Linked DNA regions of Homo sapiens: regions 2, 3 and 4 are each linked to region 1. The links are chromatin contacts, found by Hi-C in ENCODE. All regions are on one chromosome and are shown on one strand. The core of a region is the stretch at or near the end of the contact, and the rest is flanking DNA. Distances in the headings are between cores, read along the strand shown.

The links. Hi-C counts contacts between places; a loop is a spot of excess contacts on that map. Pooled maps may share reads with other maps.
Region 2: a loop to region 1 is called in a pooled map, with 4 times the contacts of the local background. The contact joins the promoter of AMMECR1L here to the promoter of CCNT2-AS1 in region 1. A Hi-C loop is called at or near these places in 3 of 50 pooled maps.
Region 3: a loop to region 1 is called in a map of CD8-positive, alpha-beta T cell, with 9 times the contacts of the local background. The contact joins the promoter of UGGT1 here to the promoter of CCNT2-AS1 in region 1. A Hi-C loop is called at or near these places in 2 of 168 maps with a recorded cell type or tissue (CD8-positive, alpha-beta T cell and naive thymus-derived CD4-positive, alpha-beta T cell) and 8 of 50 pooled maps.
Region 4: a loop to region 1 is called in a map of breast epithelium, with 27 times the contacts of the local background. The contact joins the promoter of LINC02572 here to the promoter of CCNT2-AS1 in region 1. A Hi-C loop is called at or near these places in 2 of 168 maps with a recorded cell type or tissue (CD4-positive, alpha-beta T cell and breast epithelium) and 6 of 50 pooled maps.

What each region holds. Positions count from the first base shown.
Region 1 is chr2:134,915,474-134,923,473 of GRCh38, reverse strand. CCNT2-AS1 (CCNT2 antisense RNA 1) reads left to right here and starts at 4,868. Exons shown (of 5, transcript NR_036549.1): 1 at 4,868-4,911. It overlaps CCNT2 (cyclin T2), which reads right to left and starts at 4,652. Exons shown (of 9, transcript NM_058241.3): 1 at 4,462-4,652; 2 at 3,583-3,664. The coding sequence starts at 4,619. RefSeq lists enhancers at 4,053-4,142, 4,353-4,622, 4,773-4,932, 5,010-5,683, 5,693-5,742 and a silencer at 4,943-5,012.
Region 2 is chr2:127,882,840-127,890,839 of GRCh38, reverse strand. It overlaps AMMECR1L (AMMECR1 like), which reads left to right and starts at 4,884. Exons shown (of 8, transcript NM_001199140.2): 1 at 4,884-5,030; 2 at 6,528-6,637. It overlaps LOC107985944 (a long non-coding RNA gene), which reads right to left and starts at 3,722. Exons shown (of 2, transcript XR_001739707.2): 1 at 1,472-3,722. It also overlaps the pseudogene LOC107985803. RefSeq lists silencers at 4,004-4,053, 4,764-4,933, 4,944-4,993 and enhancers at 4,284-4,543, 4,554-4,633, 4,418-5,013.
Region 3 is chr2:128,087,613-128,095,612 of GRCh38, reverse strand. UGGT1 (UDP-glucose glycoprotein glucosyltransferase 1) reads right to left here and starts at 4,413. Exons shown (of 41, transcript NM_020120.4): 1 at 4,198-4,413. The coding sequence starts at 4,255. RefSeq lists an enhancer at 4,342-4,651.
Region 4 is chr2:129,874,300-129,882,299 of GRCh38, reverse strand. It overlaps LINC02572 (long intergenic non-protein coding RNA 2572), which reads left to right and starts at 4,809. Exons shown (of 6, transcript NR_149127.1): 1 at 4,809-4,852. It overlaps LOC105373616 (a long non-coding RNA gene), which reads right to left and starts at 4,421. Exons shown (of 3, transcript XR_923328.3): 1 at 3,634-4,421; 2 at 1-124. RefSeq lists enhancers at 1,059-1,559, 3,437-3,992, 3,993-4,549, 4,570-4,864.

The DNA.
Region 1 (8,000 bases), core at 3,619-6,118:
GTTGGATTAATTATTGCTTTATTAAACTAAAAGGCAGAAAGAGAAGTAAGCTATAAACACCTGCTTAGACTTCACAATGAAACATATGCTGATTTGACTTCTGTAAAACATGACCAGAGTATAACAATGAATTGAAATGAACAGGAGAAAAAGCAAAATTTATTTATTTTTATTATTATTATTATTGTTTTTTGAGATAGAGTCTCGTTCTGTTGCCCAGGTTGGAGTGCAGTGATGTGATCTCGGCTCACTGCAACCTCCACCTCTCAGGTTCAAGTGATTCTCCTGCCTCAGCCTCCCCAGTAGCTGGGATTACAGGCACGTGCCACCACACCCAGCTAATTTTTATATTTTTAGTAGAGATGGGGTTTCATCATATTGGCCAGGCTGGTCTTGAACTCCTGACCTCAAGGGATCCGCCCACTTCAGCATCCCAAAGTGCCGGGATTACAGGCATTAGCTACCATGCCAGGCCCTACAATAGCTTTAAATCTTGCATATTATACATGGAGTTCTGATTGCTAGAGCTCAAGAAAGAGGCAATGGAAGTAAGAGAAGATGGAAAAGATCAAATAAATTGGAGATGTGCTATGAGAACAGACCATGACCAACAAAAATACTTAGAAAAGGGTGTGCTCTTTACAACCTAATCTTAAGAGACCTGGAACTGGTATAAGAAAAAAAATGCATCACAAAAGACCAAATTAGGAGTTTGTAAGAGAAGCTGGGTCAATATCTACTTAAGTGTGACTTGGGGGGTGGGTGCTTTCCCTCAGTATATACCTTGGCATCACTTTTGGCTCCAGGGCTTTTACACTTTACTAAATTTATTTTTGAGCTTGATCCAGCAAGGCCATTCTTTATTAATTCCAATTACATGAACCTCATTGCATCTAGTGAACAAAGTGTAGATTTATCTAATTAGGCTACATATAAAAGTCATTTACTGCTGACAGCTATTCAACTCTGAGTAACTGACAAAAGAACTCAATGATAAGAGACCATTTCTGGGTCACCAAAACATGCTGATACTGATTTTATTCTTAAATATTAATACAGCAGCACATTACTTTTGGGGGTTTTAAAACTTTTAATATGTCAATGTGGGAAAATACAATTAAGTCACCTGAACATTTAAAAATATTTTCACACAGTTAATGGATGTTATTAATATTTACTATAAGACTAGATATAGTTTGTCACTAGCATCTTAACTTATTTAAGCTTGTTATTTCATAGGGTTTAATTTGCTGAACGGTGTTCAGTTTACTCTGGTGAAGATTCACGCTTTTTAAAGTTTACCATGACATTTCAGTATATAGAAAAAAATTTCCCACTGGTGTGGAATAATACAAATTTAAAAGCGACTCACATTCAATTTCAGACCACCCCCTTTGCCCTAAAAGAACAGGGGGGAAGAAAGATAAAAGTGAGGCGGTGCAATTGATGCAAGTGCACTGACACAAATATAAAAACCACTTTTGATATTATAATAGCAAAGGTAAAAAAAGACAACAGATATGAAGGGTATAATAATATTTCTCAAAACAGAAATGAACAGATTTCAATTATTACTGACTCTACGTAAAAATGCTGAAGTTTACCTTCATACACAATAAGACATTAAAGAAGGTAATAAAAAATTAATACCTTGGCCTTTTTATTGAAGGAAAACATTTAAGTAAAATAGTGAAAGCTAGAATGCAAATGACAATCTAAAGTTGTGAATTCTGGCTTTAAGCAGGGTATTTGTTGTAAAGCACGCCAACCACGCCATAAAGACAAATTATAAGGAGGGCTCAAAACAAAGAAGTGAAGATGGCCGGGCACGGTGGTTCGTGCCTGTAATCCCAGCACTTTGGGAGGCCGAGGCGGACGGATCACCTGAGGTCAGGAGCTCAAGACCGGCCTGGCCAACATGGTGAAACCCCCTCTCTACTAAAAATACAAAAATTAGCCGGGAGTGGTGGCACACACCTGTAGTCCCAGCTACTCAGGAGGCTGAGGCAGGTGAATAGCTTGAACCAGGGAGGCAGAGGTTGTGGTGAGCTGTGACAGCGCCACTGTACTCCAGCTTGGGTGACAGAGTGAGACTCTGTCTCAAAAAAATAAAAAAAAAATTAATAAATAAAAGAAGTGAAGACTTGTGGCTAGATCATTTATTGGAAGTACAAAAGTATGCCTGATTCGGCAAATGGGACATCTGTAGCCATATAAAGAATAGTCAGAACTATTTTGATTTGTAATTTCTACCATTATTATCCAGGGTTACGTAAGGAATGCCAAATTTATATTAACATTCATTAGTTCACTACTGCCTTTGGAGACAATTTATAATGAATTCCCTTAATCTAAATGTTATCACCAATGGCTTCCTTTCTCTTCCATAACACTATCACTGACCTAAATGTTATGCACAAGAAATAACTAGGAAACTAGAAGCAACAGAGCAAGAATTATGCAGATTTAAAAAAGAAATAGAAGAAGTCTTCAAGAGATCAAAATGTATATTAAAATACTTGTGGTCCAAGATAAACCTGTATGCCAAACTGATAAATGAAATAGGATCCGAAGAGATTAAGGTAGGACTCAATCTAAACCATGAAGCCTTTCCTTCCATTTCAAAAATAATATTCTGAGGATCTTTCCTAGGATTGTTTTCTTAGCAAATAAGTCCTAATGACTATCCACAAATAGCAGAAAGTCTTCTTTGGTCCATTTTTCTACACATACCTTTCAGAATAATATTCTAAAAATAACTATGATAAAAAGTAACAAATAAAGACAGAATTAAAGCAGAGTTAAACATTTCTAAACAATATGCAATTTTCTTTAACACACACAACACAGTATGCGTGTTACTCAACATACACCAAACTCGTATCTTTCATAAATGAAATTAACATTTCAACAAAATGCCATTACTCTATTTGTCAAGGTTTACAGGTTATATACCTTAATATTCAGGTGTAAATTTTACTAATAATACATAAACATACTCCTGACGTACTATATCTGAAGCAAGAGTGGACGTTTGAATCACCCAAAATTTTAGGAGACAACTGATGCTAACGTGATAAACAGAAACGTTGACATCTTAAGAAATTACTAGGTTAGCAAATGAAGAAATGAATTATTTCTACTAAATAGCTCTTTCAAAAGAATGTCATAATTAATTTAATCTCAATTGACAGTCTTTTAAACAATGAGTCCAACATAATTAAGATGTATCACAGAACGACCAGGCTTGCCCAATTCCACTGTACATCACTACTGAAATTATTCAAATGTTAAGTATAGAATTTAAATGAAGAAAACCTATGTAATAACTCTGTAAAGAAATAAATGTTTTTCTTTTTTAGCTTAAAAGGCCTGGCAGAGCTTAACAGTGCCTTGCAGTTTAATTCATCATAAATTTTAAAAACACAAAAACACCGCATCTGAAGCAAAATATTTATCACGTGATATACGTTTACCGTTAATTCAGAACACTAAATCCAACAACGCAATGACCAACTTTTTTTCTGCGTATCGATTTACCCTCAAATTTGCGGACAGTAAAAACAGACAACTAGTACTTACATTTTTGTTGAATTTGGTGAAAGAATGGTGCATATAAAACCTGTGCATATAAACAATCGCAGTGTTTATTGTAAGCTGAGAGCTGGAACGTAATATTTAGGAAATATCTGACAAAAGCAAGATCTCATTCCCAGAACAATTTTGATGGAAAATTCCCAGGTTCTTTTCCAATACCTCCCATTCAAATCCAAACCCCAAACTGGAAATAAAGAAATAAATGCCCGCGGGGGGTGGGGCGGCAGGAAGAGAATAGGCTTGACGCCAAATAAATGGGAATAAGAACTGCTGATCTTTTCACTCTAACAGCGCTGAGGGCCCTGGAACTATTTATCAATGGCTACGACTAACTAAACTCAAAATGAAACAGTTGAAACGCGCGCGCACACACCCATACAAAACCACGCCAAGAACATAAAGAACTCCAGTACGCTCCCAAGGTAGAAGAGAGCCGCCATCAAGCCGGCGACGAGAGCCGGGAAAGGCTGCGGCAAACACTTAGGCCTTTCAGCATCGCTAACCCTCCTACCTCTCAAACCCTTCGGGGTCAGGGACAAGTCCAGGGAGCCGCCCCTTTTCTGCAATAATCCCTAAAATTCCTCTTTCGCCTGAGCCACACTCCCAACCCCCGCCGCCACCACCACGCGCTGCCCCAAACAGATTACACAACGCAGGCTCCTGGCCCGCATTCCTGGGGTCCTATCTCCTCCTCCCTTCCTCTGCTGACCCCTCGCGACTGCCCGAGCCGGAACATTACTTCCCTGACCGCGGCGCCGAGGCCCAGCGAAGGCCGAGGCCGGCGGCGCCATGTTCGCGGGGCACCAGGCCCGGCGACCGGGCAAGGGAAACAGGGCGTGAGCGGCGGCGAACAGAAAAGGATACACATTGAGACGCTGTCCCATCTCCTGGATGAGGTTGGCCGCCTGCTGGCGGCACGAGAGCTCTTTATCCGCCTCCACTCCGCAGCGGCGGCTCGGCGTGTTCTCCAGCTGTTCCCGAGTAAAGAACCAGCGAGAAGAAGCTCCACGGCCCGACGCCATGACACTTCCTCCTCCGCCCGCTCCTTCATTCACCCCCCGCCCCTCCTGGCTCGCGGACTCCCCGCCAAGGCGCGCGACCCCGCCCCACTCCGCTCGCCGTAGACCACGCACCACCCTTTTTCACCACCGCCTCCGCCCTTGCGCATGCGCGGGGCCCGCTCTACCGACTCGCCCTAGTCTTTTGCTTTCTTTTTCTGCCCTCGGCCTCGCTCTTGCGCACGGGACCACAATGCTCCGCGCCGCTTGTCATTGGGAGGCGCCGAAGGTGGAGAGGTCGGCTCGGAAGGAAAAGGTCGGCGCAGCGCATGCCGGGTCTAGGGTTGGCGGGGCGAAGGGGTGGGGAGGGAAGGGGCGGGGAGGGGAGGGGAGGGGAAAGTGGGAGAGGGTGGACTCTGGCCGGTGTGAAGAGAGGCGGTCGGGCGGCTGCGCTGTGGGGGCCTGGGCGTGTACTTCGGAGGCCCGTCGGGCGCTTCCTTTAGACGGGAGGTCTAGCGGCCCTTTAAAAAGAGAAAAATAACCTTCACTGTCGCAGCCTCACGCCACTACTTCCATTTTCCTTTTGGGCGGGTCCGCGCAGTCTCGTAGGCGTGCGACTCCGGCCTCCGCCACCAACAGTCTCCGCCTAGCGCGCGGCTCTGGCGTTGAGCTGGCGGGGAAAGAGTGCACAGGAAGTCACGCTCCATGGCTGTCCGCACCTGAGTGCTTTTTTCACCCTACATTATCTTGTTTAAATCCCAGACCACTTGGTTTATTTTTATTTTTTCAAATTACTTGGCAAACGCTATCCAACTAGCAACGAGAAATTGAATTTCTAAATGAGGTGTTGAATCTAGACGGGGCGTGTTTTCAGGCTGCGCTGTGGTTTCTGCGAGACAAGGTTGGGGAGAATCAGATAGTGCAGGAGGAACTGAGTTAAAATTTTATCTTTAGGATTTGATGTGGGAACATCCCACATACCTGTTGATTAACTCCTGTATTTCTTCCTGTAAGAAAATGCCACTGAGCTTCACTCGGAGTTTGTGTTGTGAATAGGGTTTCTAAGTTTAAAGTCTTAACTATTTGGAGGCCGGGCACGGTGGCTCACGCCTGTAATCTCAGCACTTGGGGAGGTCCAGTGGGCCGATCACTTGAGGTCAGGAGTTCGAGGGCAAGGGCAACATGGCGATACCCCGTCTCTACCAAAAATACAAAAATTAGCCAGGTTTGGTGGCGCGCCTGTAGTCCCAGCTACTCCCGAGGCTGAAGTGGGAGGATGGCTTGAGCCCAGGAGGTGGAGGCTGCGGTGAGCTAGATCTCGCTGCTGCACCCCAGCTTGGGCGATAGTGCAAGACCTTGTCTCGAAAATAAAAAATAAAGTAATATCTATTTGCCAAAGACCATGGAGGCAAGTGATTGTTATGGGGCTCCCACGCTCAGCATACTGCATTGCACAAGAATATTGATTATAGTAGGCAGTTTTTGTAACAGTTGCTATTTCATACTCACTTCCCTTGCTTTACGTTTTATGTTGCTTACAATTTCTGGAATAGATTGATTTAAAGCAACATTTTAAAAGTGCAAACCCTTGGCCAGGTGCAGTGTTTCCCGGCTGTAATCCCAGCACTTTGGGAGGCCAAAGTGTTCTAGACCAGCCTGGGCAACATAATGAGACCCCACCTCTACAAAAGTTTTTTAAAAAATTAGCTGGATGTGGTGGCGTCTGTAGTCCTAGCTCCTTGGGAGTATCGCTTCAACCTGAGAGGTGAGGTTGCACCCCAGCCTGGGTGACAGAGTGAGATCCTGTCACACACACACACAAATAAAAGAAGTGCCCATCCTCAACATCCATTCATGATAAAAACTCAGCAAACTGGGAATAAAGGAGAACTTCCTCAACTTGATAAAGAGCATCTACAAAAATTCTGCAGCTAACAATAGATTGTTTCTGTTGTGAGAAACTACATTCTTTCCACCTAAAGTCTGACACAAGGCAAGCATGTCCCCTCTCACCAGTCTTTTCAACGTGGTACTGGGTGTTCTAGCTAACAAGAAAAGTAAATTAAAAGTATATACATATTGGGAAGGAAGACATAAAACTTCTTCTGTAAAATTTTAGGATATAAGGTTGAATACAAAAGTCAGTTTTCCTATACACCAGCAATGAACAATTGGAATTTATAATTTAAAAATGCCATTTACAATAGTACCGTCTCCCAAAGTAATACAGGTTGAGTATCACGTATCTGAAATGCTTGAGACCAGATGTGTTTTGGATTTCAGGTTTTTTTAGGTTTTGAAATATTTGAATTATAAACTTAGCCATTGAGCATCCTAATCCAAAAATTCTAAATCTGAAATGCGCCAATGAACATTTCCTTTGAATGTCATGTGGGGGCTTGAAGTTTTGGGTTTTGGAGTGTTTCTGATTCTCAGATTTAGGGATACTCAACCTGTACTTAGATATGGATCTAGGCAGGGCGCAGTGGTTCACACCTATACTCCCAGCACTTTGGGAGGCCAAGGTGGGAGATTGCTTGAGGCCAGGAGTTCAATACCAGCCTGGCCAACATGGGGAAACCTTGTCTCTACTAAAAATACAAAAATTAGCTGGGTGCGGTAGTGCATGCCTGTAATCCCAGCTTCTTGGGAGGCTGGGACACGAGAATTGCTTGGACCCAGGAGGCAGAGGTTGCAGTGAGCCGAGATCACTCCACTGCACTCCAGCCTGGGTGATAGAGCAAGATTCTATCTCCAAAAAAAAAAAAAAAGATATGGATCTGAAATATGTACAGGATCTATATGCAGAAAACTATAATAAAACTCTAATGGAAAACAAAAAAAGATTAAATAACAGAAAGCTATTCTGAGTTCATAGATTAGAAGAATCAATTTAGATGTCAATTCTTCCCAGGTTGATCTACAAATTCAGTGCAATCCCAACCAAAATTTCAGCAAGTGATTTTGCACATATTGACAAATTGATTCTAAAACTTCTATGTAAAGGCAAAAAACCCAGAATAACCAACACAATACCAAAGAAGTTGCACTGACATTACCTAACATCAAGCTACAGTAATCAAGACGGTGTGGTATTTGAGAAAGAATAGACACATAGATCAATGGAACAGAATAGAGAGCCCACCCATAAATGGTCAACTGACCTTTGACAAAGGAACAAAGGCAAGTCAATGGAGCAATAATAGTCTTTTTAACAAATGGCGCTAGAACAACCGGAAAGCCACATTAAAAAAAAAAAATCTACATGCAGACCTTATACCTTCCACAAAATTTAACTCAAAGTGGGCTGCAGACCTAAATGTAAAATGCAAAACTGTAAAACTTCTGGAAGATAACATAGGAAAAAATATAGTTGACCTTGTGTTTGGCAATGAGGTTTTAGAT
Region 2 (8,000 bases), core at 3,635-6,134, 7.0 Mb after region 1:
TCTCAATCCCCTCACTGAGGTTGTAAAACAACAGGAGATCTTGTAAAAAGCTTAAATCTCTAGATTCAGGGAAGAGAACAAGATTGCTTTAAAAATAATGCCGGACAAACAAATTGTGGCATATTGTTCAATGTGTATTGAATGGCATAGTATTCTGTGCATCAAAGAAAAAGAATGAACTATAGTTGCACATAAGCAAAGGGATGAATTTCCTGGACATAATGTTGAACGAAACAGACCAGACCCAAAGGAGTATGTACTGGATGAGTCGATTTGAATGTCCGTGAATTCAAGAGCAGGCAAAACTATCCCACAGTGATAGAAGTCAAAATAATGGGTATCTTTTGGAGGGGATTAGGAACGGGGAGAAGGCACAAGAGAACCTTCTGAGCTGCTAGAAATATTCCACATCTTAAATTGGATGATGGTTACATGGATGGACACTAATGTAAGAATTGGTCAAGCTGTATACTTGAGCTGTGTGAATTCTAAACATGTATGTCCTCTCTCAATAAAAAAGCAATATAAAATGCTTGGTTACAGAGTAGCCATTTAGAGAGTATTTGTAGAATAAATGAATACGTGACTTGAGCTCTCCAACTCTGTTGCATTTATTTCATTGGTAGTACTAGTTTTTTTTTTTTTTTTTTTTTTTGAGACAGAGTCTGGCTCTGTTGCCCAGGCTGGGGTGCAGTGGCGTGATCTTGGCTCACTGCAAGCTCCACCTCCTGGGTTCACGCCATTCTCCTGCCTCGGCCTCCCGAGTAGCTGGGACTACAGGCAACCGCCACCATGCCTGGCTAATTTTTTGTATTTTTGGTAGAGACGGGGTTTCACTGTGTTAGCCAGGATGGTCTCAATCTCCTGACCTTGTGATCCGCCCGCTTCGGCCTCCCAAAGTGCTGGGATTACAGGCATGAGCCACTGCGCCCGGCTGCTAGTACCAAAAGTTTAGAACTTTTTAAATGTTAAATTCTACACCCAAGTGACATACAAAGTTTAAAACACATCTTCTCAGGCTGGGCGCAGTGGCTAATGCCTGCAATCCCAACACTTTGGGAAGCCAAGGTGGGAGGACTGCTTGAGCCCAGGAGTTTGGAGACCAGTCTGGGCAACATAAGGAGACTCCATTTTCTACAAAAATTAGCTGGGTGTGGTCGTGCGTACCTGTGATCTCAGCTATTTGGGAGGCTGAGACAGGAGGACTGCTTGAGCCAAGGAGGTAAAGGGTGCAGTGAGCTATGGTCGTGCTGCCACTGCACTGCAGCCACACTCCAGCCTGGGCAACAAAGCAAAACCCTGTCTCAGAAAAAAAAAAAAAAGAAAGAAAACCTTCTGAGTAATGTGGCTTAACAAACAAAACACTAGAGGGCTTATTTATTTAAACTACTTTATACCTCTGAAATATTCAACCCAGGTAGACAACTGTATATACAAAGATTTGTTTTCATCAGATAAGTACCGATCATACCTTTGACGTGCCCAAGTGGACACAGCGGCGGAGGACACACAGGAGACAGGGGCCATCTCTGGAGTCTCTCTGGGCCTGCCTTTTGTGAAGGGGAGAGCACAGATGCAGACCAAGGCCAGACTCACTTCCAGTTGAGAAATGGGACAAATGGGACAGATAAAATCTACATCACCCACCAAGATCCTGTCTGAAACCTTATTTCATTCCTACTAGTTAGCAAATGCCTTTAGCTCATCATTGATTGCTCACAAAAGGAGCAAATCCAGAAGAATGTGTATGCCCAGTATACAGGCTAACTTCATGCTGATCTCAACATTCTAATGCTCACGAGGCTCAGTTACTGAGCATTTTCACCACACCAATCTGATAAGGTTTATAATGTACAGACTTATTGGTATTTAAATCTCATAACATCCCTATGAGGCAGGAATGCTATAATCCCCATTTTACAGATAATAAGCCTGAGTCACTGATATAACTTGTTCACAGGTATTCAGTCAGGGCTGGGATTTGGACCTATGCAGGCTGATTCCACAGTGGACTCTTAACCATTACTACATATTCTTTTTTTTTTTTTTTTTTTTTTGAGATGGAGTTTCGCTCTTGTTGCCCAGGCTGGATGGAGTGCAATGGCGCGATCTCAGCTCACCGCAAACTCTGCCTCCCAGGTTCAAGCAATTCTCCTGCCTCAGCCTCCCGAGTAGCTGGAATTACAGGTATGCACCACCACGCCCGGCTAATTTTGTATTTTTAGTAGAGACGGGGTTTCTCCATGTTGAGGCTGGTCTCGAACTCCTGACCTCAGGTGATCCTCCTGCCTCGGCCTCCCAAAGTGCTGGGATTACAGGCGTGAGCCACCGCGCCCGGCCATTACTACATATTCTTAACCAACCGAGATAAGAAATAATAAAAGTTGTACATAAGGGAGGCAGACAATTTGTTTTGGGGTATTCTGATGAGTGGTATAGCTATGTCACAGCAGATTGGGGTGACATTTGAGGATCATGCAGAAGCCTTGAACCACCCAGCGTCTCTGCAGTTCTCCTTTCCCAAGTATATTATCTGCCCGCTGCTTGCTGGTTTCCATCTTCGTTTATTCAGTTGAGCCACAAATAATTGTATGCCTATTACATACCAGGTTTCTGTATTATGTACAGGAAATGAGAAGATAAATAAGAGACAGCCTCTTCCATATTTATGGCATATACTGCCCTCATTTTAGTTTCTTCCTCCTGTTCATAATTTCATTGTTTGTTTTTGCATCAGTTCAAACTGTTGCTTGCTTATGTGAGGTGACCTCAAAGTGACTTTTTGAAAGTCCTGACCCTTTGCCTTTCAACATCATTTAAGAACAGCAATAGCATCTGGATCTTCTCAGTAAAATGCCTTTTCAACAGCTCAAAGCAAGGCTTGTTTTTGTTTTAATTTGGGAATGTTTCAAGTGAAACTTAGTTCCATCATTTAATTCCTGGCAGCCCAATAACGAGGGGGCAATAACTCCCTTATCTGTGGGCTATTTAATGACTATATAGTACCATCCTGGGAGCAATAGACTAAGGCCTTCTTCCAGATGCCATGTTTTAAGGTTTTCAGCTGGAAAGACCGTCACTCCGTAAAATTTATTTTGATTATTTTAAGTCAGGATTTGGCCTTCTTATTCAGAAACAAAAAGAAAAAAACTGGCCCCTGGCTTTCTGCCTCCTGCACTTCTGGCTCTAGGCCATATGATCATCTAATTTCTAGTTTTTCAGGCAGACAGAGAAGGTTAGAAACTGGCAACCGTGTCCTCAACAGCAGATAAGCGTATCAAGTCTGTAACAGGAATTAAGAAGACTGCTATAGAATTTTTTTTTTAAGTCACCTCCTGTTTCACAAAGCATAGCTGTCTCTTCCTTTTCGTCCTCCTTGCCCATTCTCTTGGAGAAGTCCAGGTCCAAGAGGCACCAGACACTCAATTGACTAGGGTTTTGCTGCCTATAGGTAATTATGCTAAAAGTCTAGAGTAGTAGATCTTATGCTCGCATAATTATGCATTCTAGAGCAGAAGGTTTTTGCTGGAAAGCTTCACTGTTAGATATGATTTGCATTTTTTACTAGATACTTGTCTTTGGTCTTTGAGGACAAACATATCAAGGATTCCTTTGTGCATCAACAGAAAAGCAAAACACAAAACAGCCTATATGTGAGCATGGGGCCGTATTTTAATACAAGAAAGACATTGCTCTAGAACATGGCTCGCCTTTGCTTCAGGGCCTAGCAGTTTATTTTAGCCATAAGGGTAAGGGAGCAGGTCAGAAATGACTTTTAGTGTAATCCTATCTGTAATTAAAAATACAAATGCTGTCATAAGATCAAATGTTATCAAAAATCAGTATTTAAAATTAAATTTACCCCCAAATTTCTTTCAAAAAAAATTTGTAATGTTCTTTTTCAGTGAAGCCTTTGCACTGCTAGAGCTGAAGAATGTGATCAATCGGCTTGTTGAATAATCCTGCACAGTAGGTATTCCGCTGAAGCCAACTCTAGCTGGGGGCTCGAGAGCGAAAGACACAGATGGGGCCCTGCCGCCCCTCGAAGAGTCGGATGGGCGCGCCCGTCCCCGGTGCATCAAGAGGCTGGCCCGGCCAGGGGCGAGCGGCTGGCACCGAACCCCGCGCACTTCGCCGCGGGCGGGGCTGGGCCGTAGTCGGCTCGATTTAAGGCTGGTATCCAAGGCTGCGGCCGGTCAGGCGAGGCGAGGCGAGGCGACGTGAGCGAGGGTGCTTAGGGAGAACAGCCGCTGGCAGCTCAATGCTGGGTGGCTAACGCTCGACGGTGCCTGGCAGCAACCCGGCCGACAACCCGACGCGGATCCCGAGCTGCGTCGCGGACAATGCTGCGGGCCCGTCCCGGACTACGACTCCCGACGGGCTCTGCGACCGCTCCGGGGCGGCCCAGCGTGCACTGCGCCGGCCAGTTTTGACAGCCGGGCGCCCTACTCGGCTAGCTCTGCTCCCAGCCAGGGACGCTGGCCTTCTCGCGGCTTTCCCCCGATGTCTCTCTTTATTCCAGCTGCCTGAAACTCGGTCCCACGAATGGCAGGCAGCGTCCAAAATTCAACCCCGTAAAGCCAGCACCAGCCAATAAAGCGCACGGATGGAGGCCACGTGACAGCAGTGGGCCGGCCCTCCGGCTGAGCCCTGATCTCTATGGTTTCCGCGGCTCGCTAGAAGGAGTGTGGTCCACTGGAGGACTCCCTACATTCTTCCTCCATTACCTCACTGCCTCCGGTGGCTGCTGGGATACCGGAGGACTCGGGTCCCGGCTCGACTCAGTCCTCCAGCCGCCCGGGGAATACCTCTAGTTCTTCCCGGCCGCCGCCGCCGCCGCCGCCCCGCCGCTTCCTCCTCCGCCCGCCGGCCTCCTTCGCCCCGCCCCGTCCGCGCAGCGCGTCCGGCCCGCCCGCAGGCCAGCTTCTCTCGGGAGCCCCCACCCAGGCGCATGGCTCCATGAAGCAAGAGGAGGAGGCAGAGCGCGAGAGGTCCCGTCCGCCCCAGCCGCGTCTGGGCCAGGAGAAAAGGTGGGAAACTCGGGCTGCGCCGCACCCTTCTCCCCGCTGCCGGGCCAGGCCTCCCTCGGTCCGCCGCCGCCTTGCCCGCCGGGCCTGTTCTCGCCGGGGCGGGCGGCGGGGCCGGGAAGAGACCCCGCGGTCCTGGGGCGAGGGTCCGGGGGCAGCGGGGGGGAGGAGTCCCGGGCGGCGGGCGGGGCCTCAGGCCATGTCCCAGCGGAGGGCAGGGGGTCGGGAGGCACTGCCGGGGAGGGGCGGGCGGCGCCGTGCCCCGGGCCGCGAGGCTCGGCTCCCGCTCCTGGTCCTTGTCTGCACTCCCTCCAGGAAGCAGGCTCGCTCGCTGTAAAGTTTGGTGGTCTCCGGCGCCGCCTGGTGGCCCCCACCCACCGTCCCGCCGCCCCGCCGCCCCCTCCCCCGCCCGGCGTCTGGATTCCACCCCCGCGGCTCGGCCCAAGCTGCTCTACCCGTCGCTCCATCGTCTCCCCAACTCCCCAGCGCCCCGGACCCTCTTTCCTCATACCCTCGTTTCTCACCTTTCACCCTGTCCCTCGGCCCGCTTTTCCCCTCCCCGCTCTGTCCTGTCGTTTTCTTAACACTCTTCACACGCGCACTTTCTCCTCCTCCTCTTCTCTTTTTCGCACCCCTACTCTTGGGCCCTCCTTCCTTAACCTCCGCTGGCCCCCCATTCCATGATCCGTCCACCTGACACGCTGGGTTTCATGCCTCTCTTTCCCAGGCTGTGGGTTGTGCCCTTCACTCCTTGCCCTCCTACATTCCCTGTCCTGATCTGAACTCCTCTCCTTGCCATGCTCCCTCACCCTTATCCCTCTGGGCCTTATCCTCTTTCACTGCCCTCTCCTAGGATAGAGTGGGTGGGGCCTCTCCCACCCACAGGAGATGTAAACAGTCTCCTGTTTACTTACATCTTTGGGAGTAGCTCAATTCTCTAGTAGTGGGGAGAGTTGGTGAAGAGATCAGGAAGAGATTTCTTCGAGACTAAGGATGGATGACCCTTAGCAACAGTGACCGTCTCCTCCCGGCATAGCAAGATGGCCTGCCCTCAGGTCCCTGCCTCTGGCGTGCTGTCCAGTAATTCTTCAGTTCTGTCTTTGCAGAGGATTGGGAAATTTATTTGTGTTCTGAAACCGGCGGAGAGCTTTTAAATGGTCTCTTCTGGCCTGAGAGCAACTTTTGCTCTGCATCTGTGGTGGGGAAGTTTTAATGTGCGTCTCATGCTCGAGTTCAATAAATAAAACCTTTGATTCTCAGTGTCCTCCCTTCTTGCTGATGACGCTAAGGATGAGATGATTCAGGGCATGGGACTTCACGGCTGCCTCAGATTTAGAGTTTGCAAGGTTTTGAAATAAGGAGAGCCTGTTCTCTAGCTATTTGCTGTGCCCCCCACCCCCCCGAAATTGCTCTGTCGAGTTGTGATTTTTCAGAAACCGTATCTATCTTACCTCTGCACTACCTGGGTGTTTGTTCACTGCACCTGCATTTCCGTCTTAGGTACAGGAAGAAGGAATGGAATCGGAAGGAAGAAAATTCATTCCAGAGACAAAATAGCTCCCCTCCTCTGTTGTAGCTGTTCCTCTGGCAATACAAACTTTCTGCTTTCAGTGAGTATTATCTTGGGCATATTTAGAGTAGAGCATCGTTGTAGTTTTTGATTTTAGGCATGTGCTAGGATTTTGGGATGTAGGTGTGTTTTCATTTGTATTTTTCTACTTCCATGAGGGGGTCCTAATGTTGATGAAGTTTTTCCGCTTGTTCCCTTTTAAAATAATTTAAATATGCAAAGGCAAGTTTGTTTTTCATACTCCCATTAGAGTGAGCTAGGTGGTGGCGTGGCATGATCTTTCCTTTATATTTCTAGTTTGTAAGGTCTGGCTCCTCACCCTTCCCAAATGAGTTTCTCAATACAACCAAAGAGGTTGTCTTAAGTTTTAGGGTAATTAACTCAGAGGTTAATGCAGTTCCTGATCAAAGTCAATTATTGGTTCTCTTTTCTATAGTTTCAGTCCTGAGAGACTTTTGGAACATTTTGTCCTAAATTTGCAATAGTGAAGATATTTTCTTGAAAATCCCATCACAGATTTGAAGATAATTAAAATTTTTCACTGTAAACTTGAAACAAAGTTCTGGGGAAAAATTATGACTGCTGTGCCCTCTTGAGTTGATTAATGATAGTATGCTAACACTTAGGAGAGAGTTTTCAGAGTGTTTCACTTCTTGGTGAAGCCTCCCAGCCCCTCTGAGGGACACAGGGGATAAATGTTTTTATTTTACAAATGAAAGAACTGAGGCCCAGAAAAATGTGGCACCTTGCTACAGGTCACATAGAAAACAGAGGGGAGGTGAAAAGAGTTTTGACTCCTAGGTACATGTTTTTCTTTAAGCTAAGTTGAAATGAAAATGTATAGTTCTGGCCAGGCGCAGTGGCTCAAGCCTGTAATCCCAGCACTTTGGGAGGCCGAGGCAGGTGGATAACGAGGTCAAGAGATCAAGACATCCTGGCCAACATGGTGAAACCCCGTCTCTACTGAAAATACAAAAATTAGCCAGGTGTGGTGGCATGTGCCTGTAGTCCTCAGCTACTTGGGAGGCTGAGGCAGGAGAATCGCTTGAACCCGGGAGGTGGAGGTTGCAGTGAGCTGAGATCATGCCACTGTACTCCAGCCTGACGACAGAGCGAGACTCTGTCTAAAAAAAAAAAAAGAAAAGAAATTTGCAGTTCTTTATGTTTTTAAAAATCTATAAAGCTTAAAAACAATTGTTGCCAGGCATGGTGGCGTGCATCTGTAGCCCCAGCAACTTGAGAAGCTGAGGCAGGAGGATCGCTTGAGCCCTGTAAATAGCCACTTCAGCCTGGGCAGCATAGCAAGACTTCATCTCTTTAAAAAAAAAAAAAAAAAAAAAATTCTGGGCACAGTCACTCATGCCTGTGTAAATCCCAAAACTGGGAAGCCAAGGCAGGAGGAT
Region 3 (8,000 bases), core at 3,164-5,663, 6.8 Mb after region 1:
GGAGGCTAAGGTGGGAAGATAGCTTGGGCCTAGGAGGTCCATGCTGCATCTGGGCAACAGAGCGGGACAGGAGGAGTTACGGGACAGGAGGAGAGCAGGACAGGAGGAGAGTGGGGGAGGAGGAGGAGGAAGAGGAGGAGGAGGAAGAGGAAAGAAAGAAGAAAGAAGGAGGAAGAGAAGGAGGAGGGGAAGGGGAAGGTAAAGGGGAAGGGGAAGGAGAAGGGGAAGGGGAAGGGGAAGAGGAAGAAGAAGAGGAAGGAGAAGAAGAAGAACATCCCACTTATAAATAAAAACACTCAGAAGTGTTTTTCAAAATCAACGTTTGTAAAAACTGCTATAGAGGCTGCAGAAATGAAAGAATACACACACAAAAATGAAACCTACTGAAATTAGAGATAACCAAACTAGATTTTACACAATGAAACCTGATAGCAGTGATTCCTGGCTGGTTGAGTGAAGAGGATATAGGCCTTTTCTGGAATCTAGTAAAGTTACTGACATTTCCCACAGAGGAGCAAACAAGGACCCAAATTTTATGTACAACTTAAGAATTCTCTTGGGACTGGCCCAGCGCAGTGGCTCACGCCTGTAATCCCAGCACTTTAGGAGGCTGAGGTGGGTGGATCACCTGAGGTCAGGAGTTCAAGACCAGTCTGTCCAATGTGGTGAAACCCCGTCTCTACTAAAAATACAAAAATTAGCCAGGCATAGTGGCAGGTGCCTGTAATCCCAGCTACTCAGGAGGCTGAGGCAGGAGAATCGCTTGAACCCGGGAGGTGGAGGTTTCAGTAAGTCGAGATCGCACCACTGCACTCCAGCCTGGGCGACAGAGAGAGACTCCGTCTCAAAAAAAAAAAAAAAAAAAAAAAAAAAAAAGCATTCTCTTAGGACTAACCATAGACACCCTTTCCCACAGGCCCACAGACTGCAGCCTCAGAAACCTGCTCTACAGGACACAATAGACACGGTTTGTAAAAAAAGGGAACCTTTTAGCATCAGGGCAGCTGTGATCAATTCCTGAGTTTGCTACGTACTAGCAGTTTAACCACATATATGTTACCTAACTTCCCAGGCCCTTAGTCTCGAAGACTATCAAAGTAGGAATAATAGTATCTGCCTCACAGGGTCAATGTGAAAATGAAGAGGCAATAAAAAAATCACTTTGTAAAGTGCCAAGTACTATACCAGAATTGATTGTTGTAGTAAAACATTTTATCGTAAGAAAAAACTATCTTCTAAATTACAGAATAGTACATCATCGTTATTAAATAGCCTCAAAAATACACATTGGAAATATATCCTCTGTGGCTGAGAGAAAAAATTCTCCCCAAAAGTTACAGAGTTTTTCTTTTTTTTTTAATCTGGCCTGAGTCAATGAGTTTATAAACTGGAGACAGCGCATCATATGAACTGTCTAGCAGTATTACGCTATTAGCTATGTTTACAATTTGTCCTGAAGGGGTCTAGATGTGTACACCCCAGAAAGTGGTGATTCCTGATGACGAATTGGACGCCACTGCACTGTAACCCCAGGTGGATGGCATGTAGAGTGGGGAGGAAATTGGGGGTATGACAAAGTCCCCTGAGGAAACCCCAGCATTTAACAAGCAATGACTCTGAGCTAAACATTGTATTAGGTGCTTTACATACACAGTGTTATCTAATCCTTACATACAACAACCCAGGGCACTAACGTTCTCTGAGGGGAGCAACCATGTCTACTTCGTTTACCAAAGTGCACAGCATGATGCCTGGCACTCAGAAGACAGTCCATGAATATGCTGCATGCATCTCCACTTTAAAAATAAGTGAAAGCTCGAAGATGCTGAGTACCTTGCCTAACTAATAAATAGCAGTGCTTAGAACCCACACCTTCCTGCTTTTAAAGTTCTACAATACCGTGCTCTCTTCTCTGGTTCTCTGGCTTTACAAAAGGGTAAAAAGCCATACTCTGTGCAGACTCAGACTGAGAAAAGTGCTTGTGAGAACCAAGGCAAGTCCAAGGATTTTCAGTGGCCACAGTTCTTGGGAGACAGGTGGCTGAGAAAGGAATAGTTTTAACCTGAAACCAAGGGAGGAGGCCTGAAGCTGGGACCGAAGCAATCCAACCAACCAATCTGACAGATCCACACTTACGCTGGCTTTGGGGACCGATGGGAGCTCCTCAAGAGCAGGGTGTTTTGTCTATCATGGTCTCCACGCCTAGCATTATGCCTGAAACATAGAAGGCTCTCAAAATGAAATAAACACAGGCCTCATTCATTAAGGCATGAATGGAAACAACAGGAAAGGAGTGTGGCACCAAGAGTGAAGATGCTATAAAATGCCTAGGACTGCAAGATAGGTAAAATGAAAATCCTATGAACCTGTGGCCTGCCTCGAGATCCCCCTACACTGTTTTCAAAAAGGAGAGAGAGTACGTGTTCTTGGGGAGAGATGCAGCACCATTTGAGATGAAAAAAGGAGGAAAGCTATACATTAAAAAAGAGCTTTGCCACTCTGACCCCACATTCTTAACTCTACAGGTAAAACCAGAGGAAAAGACTGTCCAGAGAAGCAGACGTAAGAATCTCACTGAAGTGGTCTCTGCTTTGAGTATGTCTTCATTTTATAGGATCCCTTATCATTCTGACCCTAGGGGTTCTTAAATGTTGCTTATAAAGACAAACAGTCTGAGATAATGGCCAACAGAATGTGCCATGTGGCTTTGCATGATAAGCATTATACTTGCGGCATGATGAATAAACAGAAAACACTCTTTAACAAGTTCTAGGCCCAACTATCAACAACCATCCGTAGGAGGCTGAGGTAGGAGGACCACCTGAGCCCAGGAGGTGGAGGCTGCAGCTAGCAAGATCATGTCACTATTCTCTAACCTGGGCAACAGAGCAAGACTCTGCCTCACCAACAAAAAATAAAAAAATAAATTAAAACACTATCTCTTGCACCATTGCACTCCAGCCTGGGTAACAAGAGTGAAACTCCATCTCAAAAAAAAAAAAAAAAAGAAAGAAAGAAAGAAAATTATCACATCATCTTGTATTGTTACAGGGAAACTTAGATAAAAAAAGAAAATGCTCACAGACAGCTGCAGGAAAGTTCTAAGCAAATTTTCTTCTTACTTTCATATATTCCCCTGAAGTTCAATGTGCATTATAAATGTGCTATGCTACTGTACAAAGTATTATGGTCACTTCCTTTAATAAGTTTCATGTGGCCAGGAGTTCAAGATCAGACTGGTAGGTAACAAGACCTCATCTCTACAAAATAAATAAATAAATAAATAAATAAGAATTTTTTTAAAATAAGCTTCAGCTAAGTTTATCAAAAGCAAGTCAAGTGTTGCTAAATTCGACTGGCTTAAAAAAAAAAAAAGCAAAGTGAAAAGGCTACAATTATTCCAAGTTTTGTGGTGCTGTTAAATAGCTATTTAAAATGTCTTCAAACGCCTGCAAGTGTAAGATTCTTGAAGGAAAGAGGGCACTTTACACTAAAATTGGCTGGCAAGTACATCAATGAATGTTTCCAAAACAGTTAGTGTAGCACAATAAGGCAAAAGACCCCAGGACTTCAAACGAACAAAATTGCTCCTTCTCAAATCTGGCAAGAAATGCAAAACAACTGCAGATTCTGGCCAAGGAACAAAAACAGTTCACATCTATAAGTTATTGGCGACGGACGCAGATCTCATTCTGGCAGGTCCCACGCTAAAAGTGAAACCATATCATCCAATTTCCAGCCAACAGATCACAGTGTTAAAAGAAAACAGTAACCAATACGCATCAACCCGAATTCATTTTAGGAAAAATTGAAATCTATTTTAAAAAGCACGTCGTTCTGCAATCAGGGTCCTGCAAAGTGCTGCTTCTCAACTCACTGAGGATCAAGCTTGGTCTAAATCCATGGTAGGATACCTCCCCCATTTCCTTCTGCACTTGGCACAAGGATCTAAAGCTCTTCAAAGAAGGTTCAAGACCGCTGAACAGAGCCCGCCGCCACCCCCGCGGAAGCGATACCTTGCCAAGAAGACCACTGAGGGCAACTCGGGGCGCTCGCGAATAGGGGAAGGGATAGGACACCAGAGGGTAAACTGAGTCACGGTAGAGGCGGAAGCTCAATGTGACAGGGGCACAGGGTCGCCTTGTGCCCCAAACCCTCTCTTTGTCCACGAGGCCTCCTCACGCCACCCCTGGGTACCTGTCACCGGCAGCGCACCCGCGGCACACGCACCGCTCGCGTCTCCCTTGCAGCCCATGCCCGGGCCGTGGTCAGTCCGCCACAGTGCCAGAGACAACGCCAGGGCAGGGCGGGGCGAGGCGGCAGCGGCAGTGCAGGCTGCGCCAGTGAGAGGCCGACACGCGCCTTTCCCGCGGCTCGACTCAACACCCAGCCTCGCAAAGCAATTGCCCAGCTGCCGGCCGCCCTTTTACTTCCGCTTCCTGCAGGCGAACGCTGGAGGACTTCCGGATACCGAGTCGAGACCTAGCAGCCCAGAGCGTCGCGCGGTCGCCCTCTCATCTCCGAGGGTTGGGGAGGGGGGAGTCCTGCCTCTCTCCTCACTTCCGCCTTTCAGGGTGGCGGGTAGGCTGCCGGTCTTCAAGGTCTTGGGAAGGTTCGTTGGGCCAACAGCTGAGACCCGAAAGCTTCAACAGTCAGTCGGTGAAATCCAGTTTGGACTCTGGGACTTACTCCCTTAAACCTTTGTTAAAAGCTTACTCCCTTTAGCCTTTCGGTGGCACAGTAAGGACAATTGTCTTAATGTTTCTGAGCATCTTAGACTTTATACTAAACCCTAAAATTTTGATAGCTACCTTCCAGGAGGCATGATGAAAGGAAGACTTTTTAAATTTTATGAGCCGCTTGAGCTTTCTTATTCGGACAGCGGCAGCTTAGTCTACAGGGACTACTTTGTCCTTTTAGTATTTTTTTTTTAACTAATATAAACCAGTTTAAAATTGTTTTGGAATAGGTAGCATTTAACCCACCCAAAAATGAATACCTCTTTGGAGGGTATATTTTTAAGTATATTAAGTCAAAGTGAATGAAAAGCCAAAAATATTTTTTTGGAGTTGGAGTCTCGCTCTGTCTCCCAGGCTGGAATGCAGTGGCGCGATCTCGGCTCACTGCAACCTCCGCGCCCCCGCCCGCGCCCCCCACCCCCCAACCCCCCGACCCGCATTCAAGCGATTCTCCCACCTCAGCCTCCCCAGTAGCTGGGATTACAGGCGTGCGCCACCGCGCCTGGCTAATTTTTGTATTTTTAGTAGAGACAGGGTTTCACCCTGTTGGCCAGGCTGGTCTCGAACTGCTGACCTCAGATGATCCACCCGCCTCGGCCTCCCAAGTGCTGGGATTACAGGCGTGACCCACTGCGCCCGGCCCAAAATAATTTTAATAAATAAACATGAGCCAACATGATGAAGGGGAGGAAGGAGAGGAGGATGAAGGAGATGACTAATGGAACACTGATGGAGGCCGGGCGCGGTGGCTCACGCTGAGGATGGAGGCTGAGGCAGGAGAATGGCGTGAACCCGGGAGGCGGAGGTTGCTTGCAGTGAGCAGAGATCGCATCACTGCACTCCAGCCTGGGCGAGAGAGGGAGACTCCATCTCAAAAAAAAAAAAAACAGCAACAACAACAGCAAAAAAACACTGATGGATTCCAACCTTCCTTTTTTTACATTTTCTCCAGTCCCTGGGAGCAAGTTGCAGTTTTTTTGTTTTTTTGTTTTTTGTTTTTTCTCTCTTGTGCTCAGTCGCCCTGTTCTTGAGGTTTCTTTTCTCTACACTATAGTTCTCAACTTATTTTGGGGGAAATAACTTCAGCAGAATACAATGGGAAAAGAGTCTCTACCCCTTTCTGTTCGAAATTCATTTTTATCCCTTCCTGTCTGAGCAAAAACTGTATAGAATCAACATCACCCCAGCTCTGTGGGAAAAAAGAAAAACCTGCTCCCTTCGCCCTGCTGGAAGCTGGAGGGCTCTAGGCCCATGTGTAGCAGAGCATTCAATTCTAGCTTTCTTCCTGCTTTCTCTGTATATTGGGCTCGGAGAGTACACTGGGTCTCTATGTGAATATGGACAGTTAGCATTTACCAACATCTTTCTGTCTACTTTCTCTTGTTTAAAAAAAGAAAAAAACTTTAAAAAATGGGATTCTAGAAGTCAGCAAAGGGTGGGTCTGAGATGTTTGGGTGGGTTAAGCGGACATTTTGACAACATGGCTTCTCCTTTGGCATGTTTAATTGCGATGTTTGACACACATCCTTGCAGTTTAAGATGACGCTTTTAAAATAAATTCTCTCCTAATGATGACTTGAGCCCTGCCACTCAGTGGGAGAATCAGCAGAACCTCTAGGATCTTATTTGGAATTGACATTCTCTATTGTAATTTTGTTCCTGTTTATTTTTAAATTTTGTTTCACTGGAAAGGAAAGATCATGCTCAGTTTTAAATGTTAAAAGTGTACAAGTTGCTTTGTTACAATAAAACTAAATGTGTACACACACCTACGAAAAGAAAAAAACATGAGCATTTTAAAATTTATTTCACAAGGGAGCTGTTGTGTTAGCTTTCCATAGTGTATTTTCTAGCCCTCTTTAAATCACATCAGCTAATGCTTCAATAAAAAGGAAATTGTTAATTCACCTCATTACAAAGTTGATTATATACTTTTTCTTGGCCTTATCTTGATCTTCTGCTATGTGATCCATGAACAAAACCAAAGTTTGCTTAGTTTTAAAATACAGCTAAGTGGTAGCACAGAGCTTCTAGGAAAGTTGGATTTCACCTTTTCTAAACCTTTCTCTGAAAAGTGCTACCTTATTTGAATAAAAACAGATTTTAAAAAATTTTTTAAACTTTTTATTTAGAAATAATTATAAATTCACAAGAAGTTGCAAAGATAGTACACAGAGGTACTTTGTACCCTTAAGCCCATTCCCCCAATGATTACATTTCAAATATCTATATTAAAGTATGAAAACCAGAAATTGACTTGGTACATTGTGTGGGGGAGACAGGTATATTTCCATCATTTTGTGTATGTCTGTACATTTGTGTAACCACTGCCAAAATGAAGACCCACAACTATTGCAGCACCACAAAGATCTCCCTTGTGCTACCCCTTTATGAAGTCAGAACTACTTTCCTACCCCCAAAACCCCTAGCCTGTGGCAACCATCATTTTGATCATTAAATATAAAATTTTTCAATTCTAGAATGTTATATGAATAGTATCACATAGTATGTAGCTTTTTTATTTATTTATTCACTCAGCATAACCACCTGTGGAGCCATACAAGTTGTAGATATCAGTAGTTTGTTCCTTTTTATTACTGAGTAATATTCCATGGTACAAACATACAGATTCATTTTAGCATCACCTATTGAAGGATATTTGGGTTTTTTCCAGTTCTGGACTATTACAAATAAAGCTCCTATTAACATTCATGTACAGGTTTGTATTTATATTTATTTATTTATTTATTTAAAATTACAAAAATCAGCCAGGCATGGTGGTGGGCGCCTGTAATCCCAGCTACTTGGGAGGCTGAGGCAGGAGAATTGCTTGCACCCAGGAAGCAGAGGTTGCAGTGAGTAGAGATTGCGCCACTCCACTCCAGCCTGGGTGAGGAGCAAGACTCTGTCTCAAATAAAAAAAAATTATTTATTTATTTATTTATTTATTTAATAGATCAGGTCTCACCATGTTACCCAGGCTGGTCTCAAAATCTTGGGCTCAAGCAATCCTCCCCACTTGGTCTCCCAAAGTCCTGGGATTACAGTCATGAGCCACCACGCCCAGCCCTATGTAAAGGTTTTTTACATAGACACAAGTTTTTTGTTTGTTTTTGTTGGGAAGGAGTGTCGCTCACTCTGTCACCCAGGCTGGAGTGCAGTAGTGTGATCTGGCTCACTGCAACCTCTGCTTCTGGATTCAAGCAATTCTCCTGCCTCAGCCTCCTGAGTACCTGGAATTACAAGTGTGTGCCACCACAC
Region 4 (8,000 bases), core at 3,560-6,059, 5.0 Mb after region 1:
GGGTGGTGCCATGTGCCTCTGTCTCCTTGGTGTCCAGATAGCACCCACAAGCCTGGGTTTTACAGTCATCACAGTCACTGGTGAGGCCCCTTGAATCTGCAACTCTAGGAGGAACAGCAACGAGCTGGAGCAGAAATGAGTGAGAAGCATCAAGGGGGATCAGTGCAGTATGGCACAAAGCACTGCCATGGGTAAGTTCTGAGCCCAGAGCCCATTTACTCACGGTGGTTGGTGGTTTCTAACACACCCCCCAATGACCCCACCTTCTCGGCCCTCATGTAATCTCCTCCCTTTGAGTGTGGGTTGGACTTAGAGACTCACATCCAGTGAATGGAATATGGCAAAATGATGGGATGTCCCTCCCAAGATTGGGTAATAAGTAGACTGTGGCTGTCTTGGGCTCTCCTGTTCTCCCTCTCCCTTCCTGATCACTGTGCTAGGGCACCAAAGTGGCTCAAAGTGTAGAGGCCCACTGCCATGGTATAAAGCTGAGGCCCTCAGTCCAGCAGTCCATGGCAGTACCCCGTGGAAGTGGTCCCTACCCTCTGCCACAGCTGAGCCTTCAGTGAGACTGATAGTGTCACTGTGATCTCATGAGGCACCTTGAACTTAAGCTGCCCAGCTAAGCCACGCCTGAACTTAAGCTGTGGTATTTTGGGATAATTATTTAGGCAGCAATAAGTAACTAATATCTTCCCTATGAAGAACCTGCCAATCTCCCTTAAATAGAGAGATCATATGATTAATCATCTTAACCAGGACAATTCTGCAAATGAAATCACACTGGGAAGACAGATGTTAACTTGGACCATTCCTGGGAAATCAGAACATGGAACAAGAGGAGTAGTTGTGGCCTGTTTGGAATTGACTTTGTCCTTGCATTGGCTCCTTGGGTTCTTTCATGCCCCACACCCTACCTGGTGGAGGTGCTGGATGCCAGCTTCCCACTGCAGGACCACCTATGTCTTAGCGTTCTTTACTTTGGCACCTGCCCCTGCGTGGCCTCTAGGGGCCCAGTCCTCATTGGAGCTCCATGCCCTCTGCACAGTGAACACTGTAGGATCTCTGTCCCCTCAGCATCATGACCTGGCCCCGCCATCTCTGCTTTCTGTGCCGTGGGCATTGTTGGCAGGAAGACCTCCATCCTGCTTGGAGTCCAAGCCAACAGTAGGTCTCCCCCTCCGGCAAACGTGGATCTGGTGGTCCTTCTGGTAAAGGTTGAGCTTATGTGGGGCAAGGAACAGAGGCTCAGGGTGGCCCCTATTCCAGGAGGGGTTTTGCAGGAATGTTGTGGGCTGGGGCTGGAACATGTTCAGGATGAGCCCCTCCCTCCATCTCTCATGGTGCCCGCTTCCTGTCCTCTTGCCTCTGAACGGCCCATGATTTCTATGACCCCCTCTACCCTGAATCTCAGAAGGAATCATCCTGATTGCTTTAGCAAATTAACCCATGCTCTGAACAGGTTTTTCTTAAAATTAAAACAAAACAAAACAAAACAAACCTAAAAGCAAAAAGCCAAAGGAAGCACCCCATGAGAATGGGAGACTTGCAGGAATTGTAGGTGGAGGAAGCTGCTGTCCCATGCAGGGCAGAGACTGCATGCAGGCAAAGGCCCACAGTGTCAGGGCTGTGTGCACCCCCCACTTCCTTTGGTCTCATCTCAGCTGTCTAATGTAAGCAAGCCCTCTCCAAGCCTGATGGCCCTTCTCTGGCCCTTTGTTGCCACAGAAAAGGCCCACTCAGCTAAGCCTCTGTTCAAGCCCTCCAGTGGCATGAGAGTCTCACGCCCTTAGGAGCTCACCATCACGGGGCCGGGGGTCAGGGGCGCTGACTTTATGGGCCACTTTTGGGGATAATGCCCACTCAGGTGCACAAAGCTGCTTCTCCTGGGCAACAAATAGCCGTGTTGCCTCCTTGAGCAGGGACTGAGGATGGGGCCCAATCAGCTGGAATGGGACACTGGTTATGGTAACACCCTTAAGGTCCCTCCAGAAGGGGCTCAACCATGTTGTGGTTGGTGAGACACTACCATTGTTGAAATATTGAATCACATTGAAATAATAAATTGTATTCAATAAGAATATAATAAGAGGCTGAAAATGAATCCACTTTAATTGGAGTTATCGCTTTAACTAATTTTTAAATAGTACCTCACCACTTAGGGACCATCAACCATAGGGACCACCCACTTATTGCAACCACATCGTGGGGGCCTCCTGTCCTGGAGCAGAGACAACACCCTTATGGTCACTTCTGATGGGGTGTGCGGTGACAGCAGTTTTTCTGGCTCTCTCACAATTCTGAGCTTTGCAGTGGCAGGAAGTAAAAATGGCTTCTCAGAGGCTTCACAGTGGTGGTCCTCTGATGTTGCCCCTTCCTTGACCACCTCGGGGAGGTGGGCAGGTGCAACCACACATGAATTGCTGCCTCGTGCCCTTCTGGTGTGACACTGGTGGTGTGATATGGCTCATCCTGACACTGCAGGGGTCACGGTCAGCCAGAAAGTACTGGCAACTGTGTTCCACCTTTGGGCTCCATCCATGGGGGCCGCTTGCAAAAGCCCCCCAGCAGCCAGTGCTCACAGCTCCCTCCTCTTGATACAAGGCCTCCTTCCTATGGGAGCGCTCACATGCTAGCAAGCTCGATGTTAATTAAGCATTAATAGGGTGGGGACCAATTGATTTCCCTGTCAGCTGCTCCAGCTCTCATTCCAAAGAAAGGCAATAGAACATGGAGTTTTGATAGATCTTTGCAAGACAGGCATACGAGCAAATGGAATTTTACTTTCTCAGTTACTAGAGCTTTTTAAATTGATTATTGACCAGGGCCCAATTCAGTTTCTTTTAAGTGTCTGTCCCAAGAGGTGAAAACTTTTCAAGGAATTTAACAGGGGCACACTTGGAACTTCTCTTGGTACACAAACTATAACAAATGGTCTTCTCTCTGTCAAGTAATTTCAAATAACTATCATAAAACCACATTGAAAAAAATTTCAAAACGCCTCAGGTAGAGAACTTCAATTCTTTCTGGAATATGATTAATAAGAGACTGAAAGATGAACCCATGTTTATTGGAGTTGTTGCTTAAATTAATTTTTAAATAGTGCCTCACCACCTAGGGAAAACTAAATCACCTTCTCAATGAAGAGACGCAAGGTAATTTGGAGTCATTAAACAGGCCATTAGGAAGTGTCTCTTGCCTATCGGTTAAAAACCACACACACACACACACACACACACACACAGACACACACACAAATTTCCAATTTAGGATGGTTCGACGTATGATGTTTTGACTTCTTACTGGTGTGATAGTGATACACACTCAATATAAACTCTACTTTGAGTACCCACACAACCATTCTCTTTTTCACTCTCAGTACAGTATTCAATAAATGACATGAGATATTCAACACTTAACTATAAAGTAGGATTTTGCCTAACTCTGAGCACGTTAAAAGCAGGCTACACTAAGCTATGATGTTTGGTAGGTCAAGTGTATTAAATGCATCTTTGACTATGGTATTTTCAACTTACGATGGGTTTACTGGGATGTAACCCCCATGGTAAGTCAAGGAGTATCTGTATATACACCCACAAAACTACGGAGAAACAAGGTATTTCCCAAGCCTACCTTAAAGATAAGCAACGCTATCCCGTTTCCGGGAGCCCAGGGGTCCTGCGCTGAGCAGCGGCCTTCCTTGGGCGTTCCAGCTCTTCTGGGCAGCGCCGGGCGCTCTCACACAAATGCTGCCTCCTTCAGCGCGGGTCTTACAAAGTTGTGCTGTTCTGCATGTTGTTATTTCTAGCTTGTGTTGCACATTTCAGTATTTCCCAAACAGAACATACTGACCATCACTTAATGTTTTCTACATGATTCTAATCATTGTCCATATCCATTCAACAACTTTCAGCGTTCAGGGAAGGCATTAGTGCCCGCTTCTGGGGCTGGACGACGGGGCTATCTGAGAAGAACCGGAGGCCGGGGCTACCTCGGGAGCCTCGCGGCGGGAACGGGTCCCAAGGCCTGCGGCGACAGTACCGGGAGGTAGCCCAGGCCATACACACTAGAGCCTGGCGGAGCTGCTGGCCAGGATGCCAGGGCAGCAGGTGCACGCAGGGCCCTAGCAGAGCTCCTCCAAGAGGGGGTCTTCAGAAATAACCCCTGCGAAGGAGTGGGAGGTGCTCCGGCTGCAGCCCCCCCGGGAATAACCCAATACGTCTATTGACAAAGAAGCCGGCCTACTTTGCTTAAATCCAGAATTTATCAAGCATACATGGTCACAGACCACCCCCTCCTGCTGCTCTGGTATGACATCATTACTTTTTTGAGAACTGTTGTGTTCATCATGCAGAATGCCTTCAGCCAGCCTAACCGCCAGCTTCCTCCGGGATGGGTTTTCCTCACTCTGCAGCCCAGCATGTGGGAAAGACCCTGCGCCTGCTGTGCCCGCCCCCGCGCCCGCCCCCCGACACGCGCGCCCGCCCCCCCACACGCGCGCCCGCCCCCGACACGCGCGCCCGCCCCCCCACACGCGCGCCCGCCCCACCTGGCCCTGTTCCCGCCCCCTCCCCTCCCTGCTTCGCCCTGTCCCCGCCCCCTCCCCAGGCTGTTCTGTCCACCCCTGCTCCTTCCGCTCCCGGCCCGGCCCCGCCCCCGCCCCTCTCCCCGGAAGAATGGGGGCCTCTGCTCACACCAGATTGGTCGGACGGCATCACGTGACCTCATCTCTTGGACTCGCTTGCTATTCCCGAAAAGGGGGAAAGGATTTGGGGGGGACAATCGCGGAGCCTCTCGCTGGCTTTAGGGAGAGAGGGCTGGGGTAGAGGAGAGCCCCAGGGAGCAGGCAGAGGTGGGTTGGCTAGGGCCTTGTGTGACTTGGGCTGAGAAACTTCACTTATTCCCTGGCGCTGGCAGTTGTCAAACTGGGTCTTGTAGATGCTAAGTCTCCATAGAGGTATCGTAGGTATGTTGCAAATGCTTGATTTGAATTGCTTTTTTAAAACAAACGTGTCTTAAATAATTTTTAAAGCTTAAATGATTTTAAAAGACTGCTCAAATGTGCCGTGTCTCATTTATGGTTGTTTATTCACGTGCGAGAGGAGCTGGCTCTGCTATCAACAAAAGGGCTGCTGGTTCCCTCTGGCAGTGATTTTGAAACTTTTTAAGCAGCAAAACCCCCTTCCAAACCGAGAATTCTGCGGTGCTTCAGTCATTAAGACTGATAGAAGCTATATTTATTGGGATAGAGTGATTTTATAATCTTTATTATACAATTGATAACCTAGGGAAAGAAAGATTGAGCTGCAAAGAGGGAAGGCAGAGGAGAAGGGAGATATCACCAGGCTGTAGGTGGGAAAGGGAGTGGAATGGTGGCTTAGACAGGTGCAGGCGGTGTGAAGGACTCACAGGAAGAGAGTCTTGCCTTTCCAGCTCCCAGCTGTTTTTTGCTGATGGATTGGATGTGGGGCCACAGGGTGGCAAGAGAGAAAACCAGGATGACTCCTGAGATTTTGGCTTGAGCAACTGGGCCGATTCTGGTGCCAGTTGTTGAGGTGGAGTGTGGGAAACTGAACATGCCCTCGTGTGTGTGGGGACACTTTTGGGCGGTTACAGGAGGTAGTGGTAACGAATGATAATAGCAGAACATCAGGGTAAGCCTGATAAAGAATTATAAAAATCAGGCCATCAGGGTAAACTCAACGTAACTACTGATGCAAATTGAATAGCTTCTGGCTGTTTACTAAAAACGGAATGAGGGATAGTAACTGTAGCTTTAATTCCATAACAATAGAGCTAAAAATCTACCATAGCTGTGTAGACACTTGCTGACTACCTGAATGCATTCAGGTTTTTTCTAAATAATAGAATTATCTAATCATTCTCTATTTTTTGAATTGGCATGTTCCTTTGGGTGTTGGTTTCCTTTCTGCCCCCACAAGTTTGGTGACAAGGATGGGACACCTTGAGTGAGCCTTTCCACTGGGCAAATTGGAGGATGTGTAGCCATCTTCGGTCAGACAAGAGGCCTTGTTTGCTGAAGTCTTTCTTAAACACATTGACTCATTAAGTCTATCATTTGATTGACCCTACTGTCGTAGCTTACACCAAAGAAAAATTATGGTCATGTGTAAAGCTATATCCTCTCCCTAGCTCAAATACGGGGAATTGAACCTGTAATTAGAGAACTAGAAAGAGAATCATAAAGAAAGGACATTTGCCTTGTAATAGTCTTCCTATATTACCTATGAAAAAGGAAGGGAAACTGACAAAGAAGTTTAGCTTGCTTACATATTTTTACAAAATCTGATAGAAATATATTTTTGGTATGTCTGACAGTTGTAGTACTCAACCTCTTAGCCTCCTATTGTGTGACCTAACTAATTTTAGTAATAGACTTATGTTGAGCTTTCTTTTCTATACCTTCAGCAGAGGAACCAAGGTATCTCTTTGTGTTTACCTATGAAGGCTTTCCATATTGGTGGCAATGCATCCCCCAGGGATTCAGAGATTTGCCAACTATAATCTCTAGGCATTTACAAAAGAACTTAAAGAAACTTCCCCCACCTCAGGAGTCCATATATGGATATATATGGATGATTTATTGATAGGTAACACCTCATGTGCTAACAAGATATATTAGGCCAGACATGGTGACTCATGCCTGCAAAACCAGCACTTTGGGAGGCTGAGGTGGGCAGATTGCTTGAGCTTAGAGTTCGAGACCAGCTTGGGCAACATGGTGAAACCCTATCTCTACAAAAACTTATAAAAATGAGCCAGGCCTGGTGGTGGGTGCCTGTAGTCCCAGTTACTTGAGAGGCTGAGGTGGGAGGATCACTTGAGCCTGGGAGGTGGAGGTTACAGTGAGCCGAGCTCGCACCACTGCACTCTAGTATGGGTGACAGAGTGAGACCCTGTCCCCAAAACAAAAACAAGATATATTAGCTTTACGAAAATTCTAGCTTCTAAAGGGCATAAAGCTCCTTTAGATAATTTCCAACATCGTTAGACCGAGGTCAAGTATTTGGAATATTTGTTATTGGCTGATGGATGGGAAATAGTTCTGTCCCCAAAGCCACCTCTTTTACAAATGAAGCAATAGCTCCATGTAGCAACAGCTCTGTCACTGCGAAGAAATAGCTCCACCCTTTTGAGGTTGGTGTGCATCGCAGGCAACGGGTCCCTGTCTCTTCTGAGAGGCAAGCCACTCATGGTGGTGCTACATGAAGCATCGCTAGGTGCATTTTTGCAATAGCTAGGAGAAGCTAAAAAAGCCTTCAGATCCTTAAGTAGCCATTGTTTTCCTGCCTGTACTTGGAGTCAGTTCCTAGCTGGTCATCTCTTCTCCCTTTTCTGTAAGGAGAGCAAGGGTGCTGTTAGTGATGGGTATGCTTCCTCAAACACTAGCCTTTGGTTGGCTTTCATGTACCACTGGATTCTGTTGCTCCAGGGATGCCAGGCTGTTTAGAAGTCATTCCAACATTGGGTCTCTGCTTGGGAAGGTGCAGGCCTTGGCTCGGGGATGTAATTGTTTGGGCCTTGTGCTGTTGCTGCTGCTTTGTTTTTTTTGTTTTTGTTTTTTTTTGTGTGTTTTTTTTTGTTTTTTTGTGTGTGTGTTTTTTTGTTTTTTTTTTTGAGACAGAGTCTAACTGTTGCCCAGGCTGGAGTACAATGGCGCTTACTGCAACCTCCACCTCCCGGGTTCAAGCGATTCTTCTGCCTTAGCCTCCCAAGCTAGGATTACAGGTGTGCACCATCATGCCCGGCTAATTTTTGTATTTGTAGTAGAGACAGGGTTTCACCACGTTGGTCAGGCTGGTCTTGAACTCCTGACCTCAAGTGATCCACCCACCTTGGCCTCCCAAAGTGCTGGGATTACAGGTGTGAGCCACCACACCTGGCCTGTTGCTGCTGCTTTTTGAAGTTCCTATGACACAGCACTTGTCAGTGCTCTGTAAGCGTTACTGGCTGACCCTAGTGGGATTCTAGGAAGGTGT